2 separate regions of the Homo sapiens genome follow, and region 1 is linked to region 2. Evidence: read pairs that join two places in POLR2A ChIA-PET (ENCODE). Cell type or tissue: Caco-2. All regions are shown on one strand. Links, peaks and the distances in the headings refer to the core of each region. The heading gives the core; the rest is flanking DNA. Region 1 has its middle 120 kb from the start of WSCD1. Region 2 has its middle 170 kb from the start of NLRP1.

Region 1 (5,379 bases), core at 270-5,269, 190 kb before region 2:
GAGGAAGCATCTCTGCTGGAATGTGGCCACCTCTGGCAAGACTGACTGGGTCAGAGAAACATGTTCTACTATGAGACCCTAGGAGAAAAAGGAGAGATGGGAGGAAATATTTTATTGATCATTTACTTTGTTCCAGGCACTGGGCTGAACATTTTATTATTAGGCACAGTGGTAAGAGCACAGACTTGGGGCCAGAAAGACATTGGTTTGAGTCCCAGCTCTGGAAATTACACTTTATGATCTTACACAAGTTACCTTACTTATTTGTATCAGTTATCCATTGCTGTTTTTCAAACTACTTGAAAGGGCTTAAAACAGTAACAGTTTAGTTCATGAATCTGCAATCGGGACAGGGCTCAGCAGGGATGGCTCATCTCTGCCCCTTATAGATGAAGGATGGGAATTTATTTCAAATGGTTCACAGGCATGGCTGGCAAGTGGTTGCTGGCTGATGGATGGCTGGGAGTTCAGCAGGGCTTTGGGCCAGGAGCCTCAGTTGCTTGTCCTGCAGGTCTTTGCATGCCCTGCTTGGGGTTCCTCATGGTAAGCAAGTTCCACGAATGAACATACCAAGAGAACAAGCAGGGAGTGCATGCATCTTTATGACCTAGCCTCTAAAATCACATAGCACCACTCTGCCATCCTCTGTTGGTTGAGGCTGTCACCAAGGGCCACCCAGCTTCAATGGGAGGAGACATAGATCCTGCCTCTTGCTGGGGGAGTGGCAAGGTCTAGAAGAGCATGTGAAATGGGAGATATCTTTGTGGCCATCTTCAGAAAATACAACCTGTCACATTATCTGAACCTCAGTATCCTTACACGTTGTGTTCCTTCTTAAGTTGGCCAGGAAGAGCTATTACTTTTAGAAATAGAGGGCCGGTCATGGTGGCTCACGCCTGTAATCCCAGCACTTTGGGAGGCCGAGGTGGGCAGATCACCTGAGGTCAGGAGTTCGAGACCAGGCTGGCCAACATGGTGAGACCCTGTCTCTACTAAAAATACAAAAAGTTAGCCAGGCATGGTGGTGCATGCCTATAATCCCAGCTACTCAGGAGGCTGAGGCAGGAGAATCACCTGAACCCAAGAGGCGGAGGTTGCAGTGAGCCAAGATCACACCACTGCACTCCAGCCTGGGCAACAGAGTGAGACTCTGTCTCAAAAAAAAAGAAAGAAATAGGAAGTTATTATAATGAAAGGAGGTAATATAGTTTAAAACGAGACTAAATTCAGCCACTTGTAACTTCTAAAAGATAATGGAATAATAAAGCTCCATGCTGTTCTCTTCCACTAGAGTCTGTGATAGTAGAGACACTAATGAGCCTTAGATAATAAACGGAAGCTAAGTAGAAGGTAGAGAGTTACATTTTGTGCATGATAAAGTGGGAGAGGAGAACTGGATTTAGAGAAGGGGTAGTGCCCACGCAAGGAGACTTGAGAAAGCAGAAGTTGAGATATGCATGAAGCCAAGTGATGATACTGTAGGCTTCATCTGCCAACCCCATGCTCTCAACAAAATACGCTACATTCACCATACCTTGCATGTGGAGGTGCTTTTTGAGGAGTGAAGAAATTCTGGAAAAGGCACTGAACTTCATGTTTTATCAGTGTTAAGCAGAAGAAAGAGGACAGGAACAGGAGGTGAGATGGCAATGAGACTGGGTTCCCAATTGGAATGGGAATTTGGATCCCAATGGGACCTTGAGAAAATAAGATACTCCACCACACCCACAAAGAGAAATGCATAACAATGGAGAAGTTGGGCCCAATCCTTCTGCAATCCACCCCCAGCCTCAGAGAAGAGAGCCCTCAGGTATGATGTGGGTCACTCAAGAAACACTGTGCTTTTGCAGGAAAGTAGCCCAGGGTGCATGGGGTCCCAGTTGTCCCAAGCCAGGGATGTGTATCTGGTGACCTCAGGATCTCTGGTCAAGCAAGCTGCCTAGTCATTGTTCAGCCCACATTAAGCCTCCCCAAAGAGAGGATTTGATTGGATCTGCTAGGCATCACTCAGCATGGAGAAAAATTGATGTCACATCACATCAAGAAGACCTAGATTCCTCCTGTCTCACCCTTGTGCAGCTGCTTCTAACTTATGCACCTATCCTCATATGATTCCCACCAGCTGGGGAGATCAGGCTTACTCTCATTAACTGGTCTATTATTGAGCTTGGGTAACTAGAAGGGGTTTGTGAGGTGGTGGGGTAGTTGGGGCTATAAAACTCCATGGACAATCCCAGCAGGTTGAAGGACAACCATAAAAGTGGGGAAAGAATTCCAGCCGGCAGCACAGCACCTGGTATATAAATTAGACCTTGTCACTCCCCTGCTTAAAACCTTCCAATGACATCTCAGTACAATTAGAAGAAAATCCACACTCTTCACCATGATCTGCCAGCCCCTGTCACCCCTTTGGCTTCACCCCCCTTTTTTTTTTTTGCGACGAAATTTCGCTCTTTGTTCCCCAGGCTGGAGTGCAGTGGCGCAATCTCAGCTCACTGCAACCTCTGCCTCCAGGGTTCAAGAAATTCTCCTGTCTCGGCCTCCCAAGCAACTGAGATTAGAGGCACATGCCACCACACCCAGCTAATTTTTTCTATTTTTAGTAGAGACAGGGTGGTTTCCTCTTATTGGTCAGGCTGGTCTCGAACTCCTGACCTCAGGTGATCCAGCCACCTTGGCCTCCCAAAGTGCTGGGATTACAGGCAGGAGCCACTGCACCCAGCCAGCTTCACCCCTTTTACCCTCCTCTTACTCTAGTGAGGTTTCTCAGAGATATCAACATCATGCCCACCCAATGCCCTTGCATTTGATGGTCACTCTGCCAAGAAAAATCTTCACCCAGACTTTTGCATAACCAATCCATTGAACAAGCACAGTATGTAAGATGTGATCAAGATGCAACTTAATTTTTTGATAACCATGCACCTTTAAAATATATTCAGATTGGGCGAGGTAACTCATGCCTGTAATCCCAGCCCTTTGAGAGGTCAAGGCAGGCAGATCACCTGAGGTCAGGAGTTCGAGACCAACCTGGCCAACATAGTGAAACCCCGTCTTTACTAAAAAATACAAAAATTAGCCAAGCGTGGAGGCGCATGCCTGTAATCCCAGCTACTTGGGAGGCTGAGGCAGGAGAATCACTTGAACCCAGGAGGTGGAGGTTGCAGTGAGCCAAGATCACACTGTTGTACTCCAGCCTGGGCAACAAGAGTGAAACTTTGTCTCAAAAAAAAAAAAACCATGTATTCAGTAGTGGTCATCCTCACCCATCCCTGGATAGAAACTCATACTAAACTTCTCTGTGTACTCTCAGGCAAGGGACAGTCCTATGGTCATTTTCCATCATAAAACACTATTAGATTCAATCATATGAATGTGTCCAGCCCAATCTATTAATTAGTGCTTCAATCTCTACTCAAAGACTTCTCCCTTTCCTTCATACCTAGACTTGTGTCTGGAGCCCCTGTCTTTGAGGACGGGACATAGTCATCTCCAACTCTCTCTCTGCTCTCCTCTCTTCCTCCCCCTACTTGCTAGCCGCTGTTTCAAACCCTGCTAGAGTGAAAATTGTGGTGGCGGGAGGAGTAAGGAGTAAAACAGCTTTTTATGAGCTGGGTGGCTTGCCGCCATCTGAGCCTGGCAGTTAATTAGAGCTAACTTTCACCTGCAGGTGTGTTTATGCATTATTTGGAGCCCCATCCCCATCTAGGGTCCTCTTATCTGAAGCACTCATGCCCCCAAGCAATACAACCAGGTTGCTCCCATGCCAGGAGTACCCCACTTCATTGAAAGTACCCTCCACCCCACATAGATTATTAGAGTTGGAGTCCCCTCCCTCTCCAAAGGCAGTCCTCTGAGCCAGGACTTTAAAATTATATTTTGAATGCAACCACTTCTCCCATCTCCATGCCTACACTTTGAGTTCAAGCCAGCATCATCTCTTGCCTGGTGTGGTAGGCAGAATTCTAATATGGCTTCTGAGATTCCTGCCCCCAGTGTGCACACTCCCCCTCCATGTGAGTGTGGGTGGGATCTGTGGCTGATAGAGATCCCCAGACTCAGATGAGAGTCTGACACCTTGACCACCTTGGTCAAGCTGACACCTTGACCAAAGCATTGTGAGACCTGAAGCATAGGTCCCAGCTGGGCCACATCCAGACTCCTGAGCCATGGACACCGTGAGATCATAAACATAGGTTGTTTTATGCCGCTAAATGTGTGGTGATTTATTATGTGGCAATATAAAAACTGTACACTTGGATTATTGTAAAGGTCATGTAATTCTCATCCTGCTCTGCTCTTGCCCTTCTTGAGTTTATTGTCAACTCATAAATGATCCAAATTCAGCAGTCCTCTCCAAGCTCTGCCACAAAAACCTCCCGACCCCTGGCCTTACCCCAACCCTCATAACCCTATATCCCATCACTCTATTTGTTATATTATCTGAAATTACCTCTGCTCACAAATGTAACTGAAAGACCAAGACTATTGATGGGAAGCAGTGGAGCTAGTGGATGTAAATCTACCCTCTCAGCAACCCTTCTCCAAGCTTCTAGATTCTGGCAATGCCACTTCGTCCCATTTGTTTCTCCAGCAGTAGGGAGGTCACTGCTTCCTGCAGTTACTGATCTCCAGGCTACCTCCCTTTTTGCTTTTTTCAATTTTTCCATATGCATGTAACCAACTTCCTACATTAAATCTCCTCTGTTTGAAATACCTACTGTTCTGATTCAAGTAGCAAAGACAGAAAAAAAAAATAAGAATGAAATACCTATTGTGGATTCTGTTTTCTCGACCAACTCACTCCTCTTCCTGAGTGAGCTTGACTGAGTCTCAGTTCCTTGAAATCCAAAGGTCTTTGACAATAACAGAGAGGAGTTGTGACTTGTCTACAGATATTAATACATTGCAGCAGATATTTGAACCCAGGTCAGCCTCCCCGGTACACCACCCTGGGATCGTATAGACAAAAAAAAAAAAAAAAAAAAAAGTTTGTAGAACGAATGAACAAATGAATGAACATGGTAACAGCAATAAACACTCTGTACTCTAACTCCTTGCTCTTGGACAAAAACTGGATTAACCCTTTGCTGCCTGCAGAACTTTAAATTACCTATCCTTCAGCAAAACACCCAGAGATTAGGCTCTTGTCCAAATGCCTCTCACATCGCATTCTGCAATTTCCTCTGAATAAAGTGATTGTGCTATCCTTTTACAGGGGAAGATTAGTCTTCTCAGTCGGGTGACAGGAGCCAAATGGGAGGTGAAGCATTCTGCCTTCTCTCCACCATCTGTTAACACAACCCCAAGCCACCCTCGGGTTTGCGCCGTCCCCGCTTGGCTTGTTCTGAACAGGGCTGCCGATGCCTTGATTGCTTT
Region 2 (5,379 bases), core at 122-5,121:
TGGTCTCAAACTCCTGACCTCAGGTGAGGAGGCCTCCCAAAGTGCTAGGATTACAGGCATGAGCCACCGCACCAGGCCTTTTCTTATTATTTCTAAATTATCATGCTTGTAGCAGAGCCTGTCAACTTCCTACCTACATCTTCTCAGCTCTTGCCATTCCAGTCTCTGATGACTGTGTCCTGCTACAAGCACCTGGGCTCACCTCTCCCAGGTGCTGCCCTCAGCCATCACAGGTGGGAACTGGAGAATAAATACCACGGCTTCCTTGCCCCTCTGATATTTTACATGTTCTGTGCAGTCTTCTAGAGCTTCCCAGTGGGATGAACTGCCACTTCCCACGTGGTAACCTGATGAGTAACACACAGTTTGGCTCCCTTCCCTTCCCTGTGTCACCTCCCCTGTCCCCTATCTGAGCTCACCTCTTGGATAAACAGCTTGCACCCAAACCCTGTCTCAGTGTCTGCTTCTAGGGAATCACAAACTAAGACAATGTTTTTGAACAAAATTTGGAAATTATAAAATCCATACTCTGGTCGGGCGCAGTGGCTCATACCTGTAATCCCAGGACTTTGGGAGGCTGAGGTGAGTGGATCATGAGGTCAGGAGTTCGTGACCAGCCTGGCCAACAGGTGAAACTCTGTCTCTACTAAAAATACAAAAAATTATCCGGGCATGGTGGTGGGTGCCTGTAATCCCAGCTACTCAGGAGGCTGAGGTAGAGAATTGCTTGAACCCAGGAGGCGGAGGTTGCAGTGAGCCAAGATCGTGCCACTGCACTCCAGCCTGGGCAACAGAGCAAGATTCCATCTCAAAAAAAAAAAAAAATCCATACTCAATTCCACTCATAAAACATTTCAAGTGCTTGCCTACTATATACCAGTAGAGGATTAAATACCAGTACAGGATACCTAGTAAAGGATTAGAAATTAATAATAAGCAAGATAGACAATCTCTGACCTCATAAAGTTTATAGCCTAGAAGAAATAAAAAATCCTCTGTATCTTACTAACTAGAAATAATCATTGTTACTTTTTTCCATATATATATAAAATTCCAATCTTGCAATTATATACATGGACATACTTCTGGACATACTTACTAAACCTTTATCATACCAAATAGTTTTGAATCCAGTTTCTCATTACATTACAAGTATTTTTCCAGGTCTCTAATTACTCTTTTAAAACATTATTTGTAATGGCTATGAAATATTTTCGGATATGTACCACCATTTATTTAACCATTCCCCAATCGTTTCCAATGTTCCATGATTGCAGATAACATCACAATAAACCTTAAACAGTTTCCAGGCATGCTGTGGTATAATCAGATTAGCATTTTAGAAAAACCAGCTTGATATCTCTGGAGGCAGATTTGAGGCAGATGAAAGGAGAGAGACCAGTCAGAGCCATTCATAATATTTCAAGTCAGAGGCAGTGATGCCTAAATCAGGGTGGTGGTGGTGGTGGTACAGCAGGTGGAGGGGGATTTGGAAGTCAGGATAGGGCACCTGAGCAGCTTCTCCAGCTCCATTCACAATCTCTCATCATCACTTTGGAGCTTGTATGTTCTTTACTTGTCTCATTCGTCTTGACTTCCCTACTTAATTGGCAGTGCCTTTGTTACCAAGCAAAGGGGGCTCACTGCCTGATGCACTAGAAGTCAATACTATGACACCAGATTTTTGAGAAAAGAAAACCTTTTTATTGCAAGTGGACCAACAAGGAGACAGGAGTCCAGCTCAAATCTGTCTCCCTGGGCCAGCTTTAGGGCAGCAGTTTTGTTAGAAAAGGTTTAGGGAATGGATTCTAGGATTGGTGGGTGACTGGTGGAAGGAAATGGGAGGCTGGAAAGTCCTCTGGCATGCACAGTTATCTCTTCATACTACTTCCTGGATCGCACGTGCACATTCAGGGGGAGTAAGTATGAAGCATGCAGTGGAATTTGAGGTGGTGACATTAGCAAGCTCATTCTGCGCAAACTCCAGTCAGCCGTATTGGTTTTCACCGATTTCAGCCAGTTCTGTTATCCTGCAAGGGAAGGGAGTTTCAGCATTGCTGTAAGTTTTTTCTTTTCTTATCTGCAGTCCTGCAAATTCAAGGATATCCGTTAGTCACTGGTTTCTTACTCTTTGGGGCACAGTTCTGTTTCAGCTGTTAGGCAACTGGTTTTTCATCTGCTATCCTGTAAGCCCAAACATTTAGTCATTCGTTTCTCTAACCCTTTGGGGCACGGTTTCACCTTCAAAGGAAAAGCTTATCTTGCCCTCCCATCACCATAAGCCTCACTACAGGTCTAGACACATCATCCTGAGATGAAATGCCCTACTTCCTTTGGTAAAAATAATTCTGGAGACATAATTTGGCTTCTTTTTTTTTTTTTTTTTTTTTTTTTTTTTTTTTTTTTTTGGAGATGGAGTCTCACTCTGTCACCCAGGCTAGAGTGCAGTGGCATGATCTCAGCCCACTGCAAGCTCCGCCTCCCGGGTTCAAGCGATTCTCCTGCCTCAGCCTCCCGAGTAGCTGGGATTACAGGCACCCGCCACCACGGCCAGCTAATTTTTGTATTTTTACTAGGGACGGGGTTTCACCATGTTGACCAGGCCAGTCTTGAACTCCTGACCTCAGGTGACCCGCCCGCCTGGCCTCCCAAAGTGCTGGGATTACAGGCGTGAACCACTGCACCCGGCCTAGTTTATATTCTTAAACTAGCCTTTAGGACACAGAAATGATAGGAAGTCCACCAATTTGCCTGCTTGCAGGATTAGGAGTCATCCAAGGGAGCCTCATAAGGTGGTGAGTGGAGCTGGTCATTGGAGTAGGAAAGGACTTGATCTTTCATTGGACCCAGGATATGTCAATCACCTCCACTCTGCCAATGAGCCATGGTCTGGAGGATGCCCTGGCATTGGACCTAAGAGATGTCAATCATCTCCACTCTGCCAATGAGCCATGGTCTGGAGGATGCCCTGCAGGATATGTCAATCACCTCCACTCTGCCAATGATCCATGGTCTAGGGGATGCCCTGGGAGTCAGCAATGGAAATGTGGAGCTTGATGCTCCTGGAGCCACTGCCATCAAACTGACTCCAGGGTGGTGACAGTGGGCCAGGGCAAGAGCAGGCTTTCTAGAACCTTCCCAAGGGAGGCAACTGTGAGCTTCGGATAAGCATATAAAACCCAGACTGAGTAGAGATTTTCGGCCTCAGGGAGGCCAGGAGCTAAGGGGATTTTTGTCAAGAGCATTAAGTAGCAGTAAAGTGTAAGTTCAGCAAAGCCCAGAGCATCGAAGAATACCATTCATTTCCTGAGCGCCGACACGCAGCAGGCACTGTGCTGGGGGCTGGGGACACAGCGGTGAACGACAGAGGCATGCCCCTGCCCTCGTGGGGTTTACAGTCTATACAAGCAGGTTGACATGGAGAGAGGAGACCGGGGGGCAGGCACCTCCCTGTAAATGATCTCATGTCATTCCCTCGCAGCCGTCCTATGAAATAGTGCTATCATGGTTCCCATGTTACAGGTTCACAAGTTGAGGCTCAGAGAGGTTACGTTAACCAGCCCAATATCACAGCTGGTGAGTGATAGGGCCAGGATTTGAACCAAGATATAGCTAACTCCAGCTGTCTCCGCTGCCTTCTACTAGAATCATGGTTCTCCATTAGAGGCCATGTTTTCCCCCAGGGTAGTATTAGGTACAGCCTGGAGACATTTTTAGTTGTTCACAACTAGGGGAGGGGAGTGCTACTGTTTATCTAGTGGGTGGAGGCCCGGGATGCTGTCAAACAGCCTGCAATGTCCAGGACAGCCCCACGCAACAATGAATTACCAGACCCACGATGTCAATAGCACACAGGCTGGCAAACCCTGGACTACAATGTGAGCCATGAATACCCATGAGTGGGAGTTTGTGTCTCCCTGACCATTCTCAGAACCTGTCTGAATGCACAGCCAGTCAGACCAGTGGATCTGACTGCGATCCTCTGGATATGGTCAAGGCCAAGAGAAGCCAACTCCAGGCCCCAGGCCAGAACATGAGCCCAGGCAGACACAGAGAGGGCAGGCGCAGGATAAATGCCCCAGATGCCTGATAAGTAATGCCGGCGGGAGGGACAGGAGGTGGGGTGCCGAGAACAGCTTCCAGGGCAACTGCCCTCCTCCCACCCTCCCCACAAGATGCTTGTCCTCAGCAGCAGACGCACCAGCTCCTCGAAGGATACAAAATACAAGCAGAGCTTGGATCTGCTTGCTCTCCCTGGACAGCCCTGAACTAATATTTGTTTTAGCAAATGGCTGAGCTGTTCATCTTCTCTGGCAATAGGGATTTGTTTTCTTTTCAAAAACTCACTGGCATTCTAAGTCTAAGAAGCTGACCTCCAGAAGGCCAGAGTCTACGTTAAGGCTCAAAGCACAGTAGAGCACCCTCTGTGATGAAGAGGCAAGAGCAGAGGGACATGGAGGTGAAGCTGGCTGCGGTCCTACTGCGTGCCAGATTTTCTATGCATCATCTCATTCACAAGAGCCCTAAGAGAGAGAGGTTGATTTTTGTTGCTGTTGTTCCATTTTTGAGAGAAAACTTAAAGTAAGAGAGGGTGGACAACTTGTCCAAGGTCCCACAGCTTGTGAGGGATTTAAACACCCAGGTGTCTGATTCTAAAGCCCCCCACATCTGCAAGTCAATGCTGCATCAGCACTAGAGGCTTGTCAGCAGAGCAGAGACCTCATACCTCTCTTTGTTGGGACAGAGAAGCATCACTAGGGAGCAGGAAAGTGGAGAGCCAGGTCAGCAGAAGAGCCCCAACAGAGCCTGATCTGCCAGGACTCTTTATGGCACAAGTCAAAAAAAAGCAACTCAAACTGACCTAAGCAATATAAGAATGTATCAGCTCATGAACTTGGAAGTCCTTGAGGTAAGGCAGACTTCAGGATGGGTTGGATTTGGTCATTCGATAATCCCATCGAGGAGCTGGTGCCTTCTGCATCTCCCCTCTGCCTTCTCTAGTGTCAGCTTACCTCGTGGTGGCAAAGGGCTGCAGCAGCTCCAGGTCCCTTCTATATCCCAAACCTTTGAGAAAGAGGAGCTAGCCTTCTGTAGATCTCTCAGGCCCATGAGCAACCGTCTTTCCCATAACCCACCTCTCCTTAGAGTCAATGGTCTGATTTGGACCACAGGTCCATTCCTGAACCAATCTCCTCATCAGAAGGCCTGGCACCCACCAGCTTATGCCTGGGTTAGTAGAAGGAGACACTGTAGCAGGGAGAAACCAATCAGCTTCCTAATCTTAACCATCTTATTTCTAAAAAGAAATCAGAATCAATGCTTAGAACTAGGGTTGGGGTAGATAACTCAAAAATGACATGGCCTTTTCACATAACTGTT

Evidence for each region. Peaks named below come from ENCODE experiments on the same cell type or tissue, not always from the same donor. Only the 100,000 strongest peaks of a DNase experiment are listed, where the experiment ranks them.
Region 1: POLR2A ChIA-PET joins it to region 2 with 5 read pairs; 2 of 35 experiments call an interaction of 5 or more read pairs at or near these places.

Annotation. Positions count from the first base shown.
Region 1 is chr17:5,950,950-5,956,328 of GRCh38, reverse strand. No RefSeq gene overlaps it. Among named protein-coding and RNA genes, the nearest start is that of WSCD1, 120 kb to the left of the region's middle. In Caco-2, for the core only: no CTCF peak of the experiment used is centred there; no DNase peak of the experiment used is centred there.
Region 2 is chr17:5,756,392-5,761,770 of GRCh38, reverse strand. No RefSeq gene overlaps it. Among named protein-coding and RNA genes, the nearest start is that of NLRP1, 170 kb to the right of the region's middle. In Caco-2, for the core only: no CTCF peak of the experiment used is centred there; a DNase peak (open chromatin) is centred at 2,910.